Linked DNA regions of Homo sapiens: region 1 is linked to region 2. A link is an interaction called in ENCODE POLR2A ChIA-PET data of the cell type or tissue named here. Cell type or tissue: PC-3. All regions are shown on one strand.

Region 1 (5,000 bases), 420 kb after region 2:
ATGAAGCTACTTTTTTTGACTTGGGAAGGTCACAGGGTTATTGGGGTGCTGAAGCGTCGCGTTTTATGTGTGCACGCTCTGTACATCACTGTGTGCTTTTTATGTGGATATGTTGCTTTTGGCCATTTTTTGAGGCAGTGTGGCTGCATGAAAACTGGTTTTTGAAGTCAAATAGGGTTCAGATCTTTTTAAAAAATAATAATTAACTTATTTGTTTTTATTTTTTAGGGGCGGGGTCTTGCTCTGTCGCCAGGCTGAAATGCAGTGGTGTGATTATAGCTCATTGTACCCTCAAACTCCTGAGCTCAAGTGATCCTCCTACCTCTGCCTCCCAAGTAGTTGGGACTATGGGCACACCACTACTGATTTTTTTTTTTTTAATTTCTTTCTTTTTTTGGTAGAGACGGGGTCTCACTGTGTTTTTCGGGCTGGTCTGGAACTTCTGGTCTTAAGTGATCCTCCTGCCTTGGCTTCCCAGAGTGCTGGGATTATAGGCATGAGCCACTATGCTTAGCCTGGGTTCATATCTTAAGTCTAACATTCATTTAGCTGTTTGACTGTGAACATTGATTTCTTCTGTAATGCTTACTTCATGTGTGAGCATGAAGTGAGATACCAAACATAAAAGTCTTTTGTATGTAGCATGTAGTAGATGTTTGGTGCATAGTATTTTGATAGTTTTAGTGTCAATACATTTTTCTGTGTGTAGCTCTCTGTGTCAAGATTTCTCTGGCACTTTTTCCTGCTTTGATTAATATAAGATGCATTTTAGAAGATTTAAAATGTGCAGTGAATGGATTTTATATCTTAAAATTATGTTGCGGTGGAGTGCCAGGAATAAAACAGCTGGGAACCAAAAGCCCGTGAAAGTTGAATGAATGCATCTTGTTTCTTGGTTGCTGCAAAGGTGGTACTAAGCCAATAGATGGTGCCGTGATATCAGGAAATGAGAAAATACTTACTTCTAAAATTCATATTGTTACAGGAAATGTAATATAGTCAGCCCTTGCCAGTTCTTAATTTATTCTAATTAGATTGGATTTTGTTCTTGATTCTGTGTAAAAAAATATTAAACACCTTTTATAGACAAAATGGTGAGGTATTGAATTAATGTATGGGTGCTCTTCCTCCTTTTTTCCCTGCTCTGACATTTTACCACAAAGTCTCCTGATTTGAATTGTCCTCAGCCTACAACCAAGTAAAAGCCCTTGCCAGAGCACTTTTCAGAACAGTTAAAGGAAATGCTCAGTTTAAAGTTCTTTGCTTTAAACCCCACTGAGAGAGAGTGAGGTTAACCAGCTCATCTTTATCTGCTCTTGTTTCAGAATTGGACCAGAGTCGCCCCTGCTAAAGGAAAGTGCCTTTATATGCTTATGACCTAGTGCTTGATGCCTTTTACTTCCTCATTGGTCAGACTACGTGGAAAGTCATCTTAGCCATCAGAAGGCTTTTCACTGTGTAGTTCACAGAATGAGGGATTTGCTGTTAACCAGATCTGAGTTCATGTACCCATGCTGCCATTCCTGGCTGCATGACTTTGGGTAGCCTCCTTCCTTTCTGTGAACTTTAGCTTCTTCCATCCATACAATGAAAATAATACTGTCTAGTCCATCAATTAAAGTGGAATGCCCTGAAGTTTGGGAAGTTATTTTGAAATATGGACCTGAGTAAAGGGGACCTTTAAGAGACTTGCCAGCTCCCACTGCCCTGCGTTCCTGCGGCAGCAGGGCAGGGTGTATGCCTTGCACTCAGCTTCGGTTTCCCGGTGTGGCCTCGTGGTGCAGGGGACTGATTAAGATAGGTGCATTTTAGGGTCATTTTCGTCCTCCATTTTGTCCTCTAAACAGGGGTAGGTGACACCTATGTTTTAAGGAAAAAATGTTCTCTCTCCATATCTTGTGACATTTCATTAAAATGCATTAATGAAATAAAACCTCTCACATTTTAGGCCCTGATGCCGTGATTGTTAGTCTTTTCTGAAGAATAAGTGTTTATAACCTGTCAGGTCAATGAGATGTTGCAGTTGCAATTATAAGAAAAATCCCTTTTCCCTTCAAGTGGTGTTTTAAATTATTAGGGTAAAATGTAACTCCTCTTTGACTATATTACATTTAGAAAAGGAACTCCGTTTTTTGAGGAATTAGCTTTTGAGTGAAATTGTTGGATGCCTTACAAATATTTTTAGCAAATTAAATGGAATACTTTTTTAAATTCATTGGGAATAAAAGGTAGACTTTGACATTGAGGTACATTTGCTGATGAAAAGGAAGCATTCTTCTCCCTCATGAGGGGTTTAAATGTAATACTCAGTGCTTACTCAGGAGTGAAAACATCAAATTAAACTGTTTATGCTGACAAAGGACAAATCTGGATTTCAGCAAGCGATGCAAGATTGTCTGATTGCTTGGCTTGCCTCGCCGGGAAGCTTTTGGCCAGGACTTATAATGAAATGCATGCATACAATTAAACCATTTAAAGCCTGCGTCTGTTTTACCGAGCAGTGAGAGGTGCTCCACTGCTCTCTAGTGGCTGGATATGGTCCCCTGGTGCCCGCCTTATTTTATATTCATCAATCAGCTCTGCACACATTGGCATTGTTGGCCTCCAGAGCAAGCACCAGTACTAGGAGATGAGGCCTTGGAGGCAGGAATGGAGTGAAAAATGATCCCAGTCTGTGGGTCTGTGGAAAGCACCAAATTTTACCCAGGATGAGTGGCCAGTTGACTAACAATGAGCAAGTGTGAGTAAGCGCTCTGTCAGGGAGAGCTGACACTGATGGATTAGAAAGTCCTGTGTGTGACTCTGTTATCGCCGCATACATCTTACACCTTGGCAGGCCATGGTGGCAAACAGGTCCTTGGCTGCTTAAAATGGACCGCTCTTTAGCAGAAGGAGCAGCTTTTTTTCCTGAGACGATCTGGTTAAATTGATTTGGGGAAAAGCAGTAGAAATCCATTTCCTGCTGCCTCTCATAACTTCATGACTTTGAGAAAGAAATTCTGAAGACCTCTATTTCCATGAAAGCTGCCAACCCTGGGACTTGCTGAGAGTGATTGTATAAAATAGCTGCCTGGAGGACCAGGAGCTTGTCGGAGAGGAATTTCATCAGCCAGCTTTTCTTGAACTTTTAGTGTCCCCAGCATTTTGCTTTACACGTGCCATCTTGTGTAACCCTCAGAGCCACCCTTTGAGGAAGGCACCTCCTGTCCCCTGCCCTCTTGTGCGGGGAAGGAACCTAGTTCAGTAGGGCTGCTGTGCCCCTCGGTTTCCGGTTGCATCATTCACGCTGTGCTTGATGCAGTTGCTTGTGCCTCCTGGAGCAACTTTGGCAGCTTTGCAGAGCTCGGAGTGATATGCCCAGCTAGGGAGCGCCAGAGCCGGGCCACCTCTTGTGCCTCTTGGTGTTCCCAGAGCCTGCTGCTCCTGCGTGGGCACCTGGGAATGGGTTGTTTGAAGAAAGAGTGGGAAGTTGCCCTTCTGAAGGGTGCATGAGCTTGAGAACCCATGCTTCAGAATAGGACCTAGGTTTAAAGCTTGGCTCCGCTTCTCATTGACTCTTGCCATGGGCAAACTATTTGGAACCAGTTGAGTCTCAATTTCCTTGTCTGTAAAAGGGCCAAATACTCCCAGTACTTGAGTTCAGGGTCCAGGACCTAAGACCGTCAATGAATGTTTTCCCCTTCCCCAGTTTGAGAGTTAGTGAGCACCTTATTAGAAAAAGCAAATTTCTACCTTTCAGGTCCTTCCTAGCTTTTGACTTAGAAGCAGCAGGTTTTAGGAAATTATTTCAGTCTTTTACTGTTTCTTTAGCATATCTAATAACATAGATTATAGAATTGCTAAGTTTGTTGAGTATTTTAGTGAACTCTGACATAGAAAAATAACACATTTAAATGTACAGAACAAGTAAAAGCAATATCTAGATTGTAAAATTTCAGATTTCATCCTGAATTGGATTGTTCGCTCAGAAAAAGTTAGTTTCAAAGTGAGTTACTAATCCTGGTAAGCTAAGATCGAAACACCTTCAGAGGTTTTAGAAAATGGAGACTAATTTTAGGTTTTTTTTTTTTTTTGAATGAGACTATTTTAAAATAAATGCTGTTATAACAGATACTTGAGTGGCATTGCTAAACAGTGAATGGCATATGTTTAATCATTTAAAACATTTAACTAAATTCCAGTCTCATTTGAATTTCCAAGCAAAACAACACAAATTAACTATATCCAGATGTGTGTGGTAATCGAGCTGAAATCTAAAGAAGAAGCAAGTTTGAAAGCATGCTTTTTTGGGGTGGGGAGCTAAGAAAAGATAGCTCCATCTCCCAGGCTTACTTGCTAATCTTGATTTCAAGCATTTGGCTTTGCTATTTAAGAGGCAAACGTGGTGGAATGGAAAGAACATCGCACACTTTAAATTCAGAAAGATCTGGCTTCAGAATCCCAGATTTGCTTATCACTGGCTGTGTGATCTGGGCACGTTCCTTATCTTTGAGCTTTATTCTCCTTTTGTAAAATGGGACTACTACTACTTGCCATGCCTGAAGAGCAAACAAAACTGATGTGACTGTGCTGTGAAAGTTCTTAAGTACCGTGTGCATCTGTTGTAGTTTGTTCAGTGCTGTGTTTGCCAAGAGTACACTTCTGGATAAGTGGGGTCTAGCCCCATGCTGAAACGCTCAGAGGACTTCATTATTAAGATGATTGTACCTCTAAGACGGTCCTAAGGAAGCCCTCCTAAGGACGTTAGGCAGGAGAGACATGGTGTATTTGTTTGTGATGATTGATTGCTGTTGTTCTTTGGGTCTGTTGACTCATGCATGGATTGACCTTTAGGCCCTTGTATACAAATGTAAGGAATAAGCTGCCTGCTGCTGCTGTTACACGGAGACTGTGACAGCTAGCAAAGTCTTGGTCTTTTGCTTGTTTTTTCCATCCCCTCACAATGTTGGATTTTCTTCAATTTTTTATACCTTAAAAAATTGCTATTAATGCCTGCACTT
Region 2 (5,000 bases):
GCCACAACGCCTGGCTACTTTTGTTTATTTTTTGTAGAGAGGAGGTCTCACTATGTTGCCCAGGATGGTCTTGAACTCCTGGTCTCAAGTGATCCTCCCACCTCAGCCTCCCAAAGTGCTGGGATTACGCGCATGAGCCACCATGCCCGGCCTCCAATTCCCATTCAGCTAACAGCGTACTTAATCTCCCATCCACCTACCCCATTCATTTTTCCACACCATCAGTTCCTTCCAATGCCTGATCATGAATTTTTTTTTTTACTTTTTTATTATTATTTTTTTTTTTTTGAGATGGAGTCTTGCTTTGTCACCCAGACTGGAGTGTGGTGGCGCCATCTTGGCTCACTGCAACCTCCCAGGTTCAAGCAACTCTCCTGCCTCAGCTTCCCGTGTAGCTGAGACTACAGGCACGTGCCACCATGCCCAGCTAATTTTTGTATTTTTTGGTAGACAGGGTTTCACCATGTTGGCCAGGCTGGTCTCGAACTCTAGAATATATACAATATGATCTTCTCCATTTTAATAGGAGAAAGGTCAGACCCCAAGCAAATTCCCCAAGTTCGACCCCTGGTTTGACAGATTCTAAGGCTTATGCTCTTGCACAGTTGTTTGTGAGTGTGCACTCCTGTGCTGTGTTGACCTCTAGTAATCCACCTACCTCAGCCTCCCAAAGTGCTGGGATTACAGGTGCAAGACACCATGCCCAGCCGACAAATTATTTGTTTTAAAAGTTATTAAATGTATGTGTTCTGATAAAGATATGGACCACAGCATTTAGTCCAGACTTTTAAATCAAACCTTTGATCATGTCTTTATTTAGATATAGCCCATCTTGTTGCAAAACAGATATCTCAGCAACTTACAAAAATAAAGTACAATAGCATAAAAATAAAAAGATTAGGGTAAAGGTAAAAGCAGAAAGCTAGAATGAAGCGAGTCTAGTAGGAGACTCAGCACAATTGGAAAAAAAAGGGTCTCGAATTTGACTTTGAGCTTCCCAGCGGCCAAAACAAGGAAGAAAACATGACTGGTTACAAGATTCCTACCAACAGTTAGTCTGGGACTCTGGTACAAAAACAGACCTGGTTTATACCTTGACTCTACTGCCTGTTGGAGACGTGACCCTGAGCAGGTTGCTTAAGCTCTCTGAATTTGAGGCTCATCACCTGTAATGGGGAGGAATAATGCCGGCCTCGGGGCTCCTGGGGGGGGATTAGGGGTAAAGCTCTAGAAGGGTCTTGTCCTCACTAAGCTGCATGTTCTTAGCTGTAAGAGGGAGTTCACAGCCCTACCCTGAGCGGGAGAGAACTTGACCAAACCTGTGGCATAAAAGAGGTGGGGCTGGATTCCAACCCAGGGCTCCCTAACTCCCAGCCAGGGCTCTCTGCCAGCCATCCAGTGCCATGTCCTGTCATGACAGCGGCTTCCAATGCTATCCCAGAGTTAAAGACGCTTTGGAACACATGGGCTTTCAAGAGCCCTCAAATCATTCCCAGGAAAATCCCCCAGCTCCACCTTTAGCACTGCCCGCAAGGCGGGAGCTCCATTCTCTACCCCACCGCAGAGAAAGCCGATTAAATGTAAGGCCTGGACATCTCTAGGGGGAACGCAAGAGGTAGCCAAAGCCCCTCATGAGTCACGTTGTTCAGAAACACCCGAGACAGCTTCCTTTGCCTTCCTTTGCCTTTGTAGACGAGGTCAGCAAGAAGACCTGGTCCCCCTCAGTCCAGGCCCTCCCTTGTTTGAAGTACCTTTTGCCAAAAGCAACAAAGCCCAAGACAGGTAAACAAACAAACAAACAAACAACCTCAAAAGCTGTTGGGGATCAGGTTTCCATGACAGCTCACAAGTGTGCAGTTGTGGGCTGGTTCCAGTTCCCTACAAGAAAAACCTTTCCCTTCCTCACCAACAGGACAACATCCAACTGTCTTAGAATTTTTTCTCTGTAAATTTATACTTGACTTTGTTCTAAATATGACTGGAGGCATCCACTCCTTGGCTTGGCATTCAGGCTTTTTATGAGCTGGCCCCAACCTCCTTCTTGGGGCTTCTCTGTGGATGCAGTTTAGGGATAAAAGCAACAGCCTCCGTTTCTGGAGCTGCCACTGGAGTGACAGGCTGGTGGCAAAGAACACGCACTGACCAGCGCCTGGAACAGGCTGAGCTGCTGTGTGAGCCTGGGTAAGTCTCTTCTCCTCAATGTCCTCATCTGTAAAATGAGGACATTCAGGATACAGACCTCCCACTGTTGTGAGGCTGCAAGGATACGCCCGTGGCAGGCTTAGCACAGCTGGTGCTCAGTTAATGATGATGGTTTTCTTACCTGATTTTGAAACCTGGTTCTCCACTTAACTGCCTATGTGACGAGCGACCTAACTGTTCTAGGCGCCAATGTGACCATATGTAAAATGAAGAAACTGGCCAGGCGTGGTGGCTCATGCCTGTAATCCCAACAGTCTGGGAGGCTGAGGCAGGTGGATCACCTGAGGTCAGGAGTTTGAGACTGGCCTGGCCAACATGGTGAAATCCTGTCTCTACTAAAAATACAATTAGCTGGGCTTGGTGGCAGGGCCCTGTAATCCCAGCTTTTCAGGAGGCTAAGGCAGGAGAATCACTTGAACCCGGGAGGCGGAGATTGCAGTGAGCTGAATCGCGCCATTGCATTCCAGCCCGGGCAACAAAAGCGAAACTCTGTCTCAAAAAAAAGAAAAGAAAAGAAAAAAGAAAAAACTGACCATACCCACCACATAACCCACTTACAAGGGTATGAAAACAGAAGAGGCCTAGTGAATGTTTGTTTGGCGGCTGTGGCCAGGATCGTTCCCCCAGAATGCAATGCTGCTTGCCCCTTAACTTTTAAAAATCAGCCTATTCTCACTTTCCTTTTTTTCAGATTAATGAAGAAAGGGGGGCCTTCTCCTTCTTCTCACATGGTTGGGCTATGATGTCATGAAAGACACAGTCTTGTAAAACCCACACCCAGGGCCAAGGGAGATGCCGGGGCCTCGAGGCCCCCTGGTGAGTCTGGAAGAGGAGCCTGCAGTGGTTAGTTGGCCGGGGGTGGGGGCTGGATGTGACCATGATGAGTCAGGCCTGGCTGGGCTGGTTGTCATCATTCCCCTGTATTCCAGGGGTGAGTTAGAGCTTAAACAAAACAGCACCTGACAATGCCTGAAAGAAGTGTATTCTGCACAAAAAGCATTTGCTGGCCAGGCGCAGTGGCTCATGCCTGTAATCCCAACACTTTGGGAGGCTGAGGCGGGCGGATCACCTAAGGTCAGGAGTTCGAGACCAGCCTGGCCAACGTGGTGAAACCCCTGTCTCTACTAAAAATACAAAAATTAGCTGGGTGTGGTGGTGGGTGCTGTAGTCCCAGCTACTAGGGAGGCTGAGGCAGGAGAATCGCTTGAACCCAGGGGGCAGAGGTTGCAGTGAGCCGAGATCGCGCCACTGCACTCCAGCCTGGGCGACAAGAGCAAAACTCCAACTCAAAAAAAAAAAAAAAGGCATTTCTTTACACTCTTACACTCTTGGCTGTGCAGCTGACCTTCCTAACATGGCAACTGGTATTCAAACATACAGACATCCAGGGAGCTGGCATTGGGACAGAATGAAGGCAGCAAGGGCCAGGGGGCAGGTGAGGATGAGCAGTAAATGTCCTTCACAGGTGCTGGGGTGCCTTCCCAGGTAGGGCAGCCTCCATGTGCGGAGAATAAAGGATACAGACAGAACCCTTCTGGAAGGAGATCGGCTGTGCCCAGCTCCCAGTGTGACACTGAGCTGCTCTCTAAACTTTTCTGAGCCTCTTTTCTCTTTCATGAAACAGGGAGTTGGGCTAGAAAATTTCTTTCCAGCTCTAAAAATACTGTCTAAAAAAGCAGAAGAGGGGCAGGCTTGAAGGCCTCGTCCTCTGGGCTGTGTGGGTCTGAGGCTCTGGGGAGCCACCAGTGGCCCCGGGCAAGGTGGCCCCCGTGCATCCTCAACCCAAGTCCTGGGTCGAGCCAGGAAAAGTCCAGTCTGCAGACCCTCAGTTCTTCCCTCCCCGTTCCCACCCTCTGGTTCTCTCCTGCAACCAGAAGAAGGCCTGATGCCTCCCCTGGACCCAACTACTCACACCATGTCTTCTGCAGCCCCCAGGCTGCTGGGCCAGCCTGCCCAGTGACCAGGTCAGGGCTGGCAAGGAAGAGGGAAACTGTGCCATCCTGGCACCACACCAGACTTGGGCCTAGGGTCTTATTCATGGCAGACCCGGAGGTATCCCTGAGTGTGTAAAGGTTGTGGGTTTGAAAGCCCAGAGAAAAAGGACAAGGCGGACTCCAGGCCCAAAGGCTCTGGGATGAACCAGGGAGGGGACCCAAGGCCTGACTATGTGAACAACGCCAGTGCTTCTGGGTGGAGAGGGAGCCTCAGCTCAGCTCCCCACCCTGGCAGAGCTGCCGGCTGCCTTCTCAGCTGCTGCTGCAGAAACAAATGACGGCACTGATGAAGAATAAGAGAAAATAAAAATGAGCATAGAGCAGACAGGGGCCTTGGAACAGAGGATGGGATTTTCTCTCGGGGTGCGGTTTCTGCTCAGCAGCTAGGTGACGGTAGAGGTTTGGAATGTGGCCGGACAGCGGGTGGGGTGGGCTGGGCTGAGGGGGCTGGCCAAAGACAAGAGACAAGGACATTGGCTAAGGGGCCCAAAGCCCAGGGCCACCAACAGCTCAGCCAGAACAGGGCCCTAGGATGGCAGGCAGAGCCAGGGCCTCCACCCCACACCAGTACACTGGCCCTAAAGACCTCTGGTTCTGAGTGGCCCTGGGAAGGGAGACTGGGTTGAGAGAACAAGGGAGACCGGGGAGATGGGGGAGGGCAGGGAGGGGAGGGCGTGGTGAAGTCTCCTCATCCCTAAAATGGGGCTGTCCTGAGAGCACAGCCTGCCTGATCACAACTGAGGTGTTAGGCAAGGGACGGTGCCTCTCTGAGCCTGTCTCCTCGTCTGTTAAATGGGTTCATGA

The links. Peaks named below come from ENCODE experiments on the same cell type or tissue, not always from the same donor. Only the 100,000 strongest peaks of a DNase experiment are listed, where the experiment ranks them.
Region 1: POLR2A ChIA-PET joins it to region 2 with 6 read pairs; 1 of 35 experiments calls an interaction of 5 or more read pairs at or near these places.

What each region holds. Positions count from the first base shown.
Region 1 is chr9:124,390,719-124,395,718 of GRCh38, reverse strand. All of the region lies in intron 5 of PSMB7 (proteasome 20S subunit beta 7), which reads left to right. Among named protein-coding and RNA genes, the nearest start is that of PSMB7, 22 kb to the left of the region's middle. In PC-3, CTCF peaks have their summits at 923 (motif pointing right) and 2,525 (motif pointing left); a DNase peak (open chromatin) is centred at 2,688; H3K4me3 peaks cover 563 bases; H3K27ac peaks cover 3,824 bases.
Region 2 is chr9:124,810,668-124,815,667 of GRCh38, reverse strand. It overlaps OLFML2A (olfactomedin like 2A), which reads right to left. Exons shown (of 8, transcript NM_182487.4): 8 at 786-5,000. Among named protein-coding and RNA genes, the nearest start is that of OLFML2A, 36 kb to the right of the region's middle. RefSeq lists enhancers at 2,454-2,955, 3,457-3,959, 3,960-4,460. In PC-3, no CTCF peak of the experiment used is centred here; DNase peaks (open chromatin) are centred at 3,047 and 4,597; H3K4me3 peaks cover 427 bases; H3K27ac peaks cover 2,731 bases.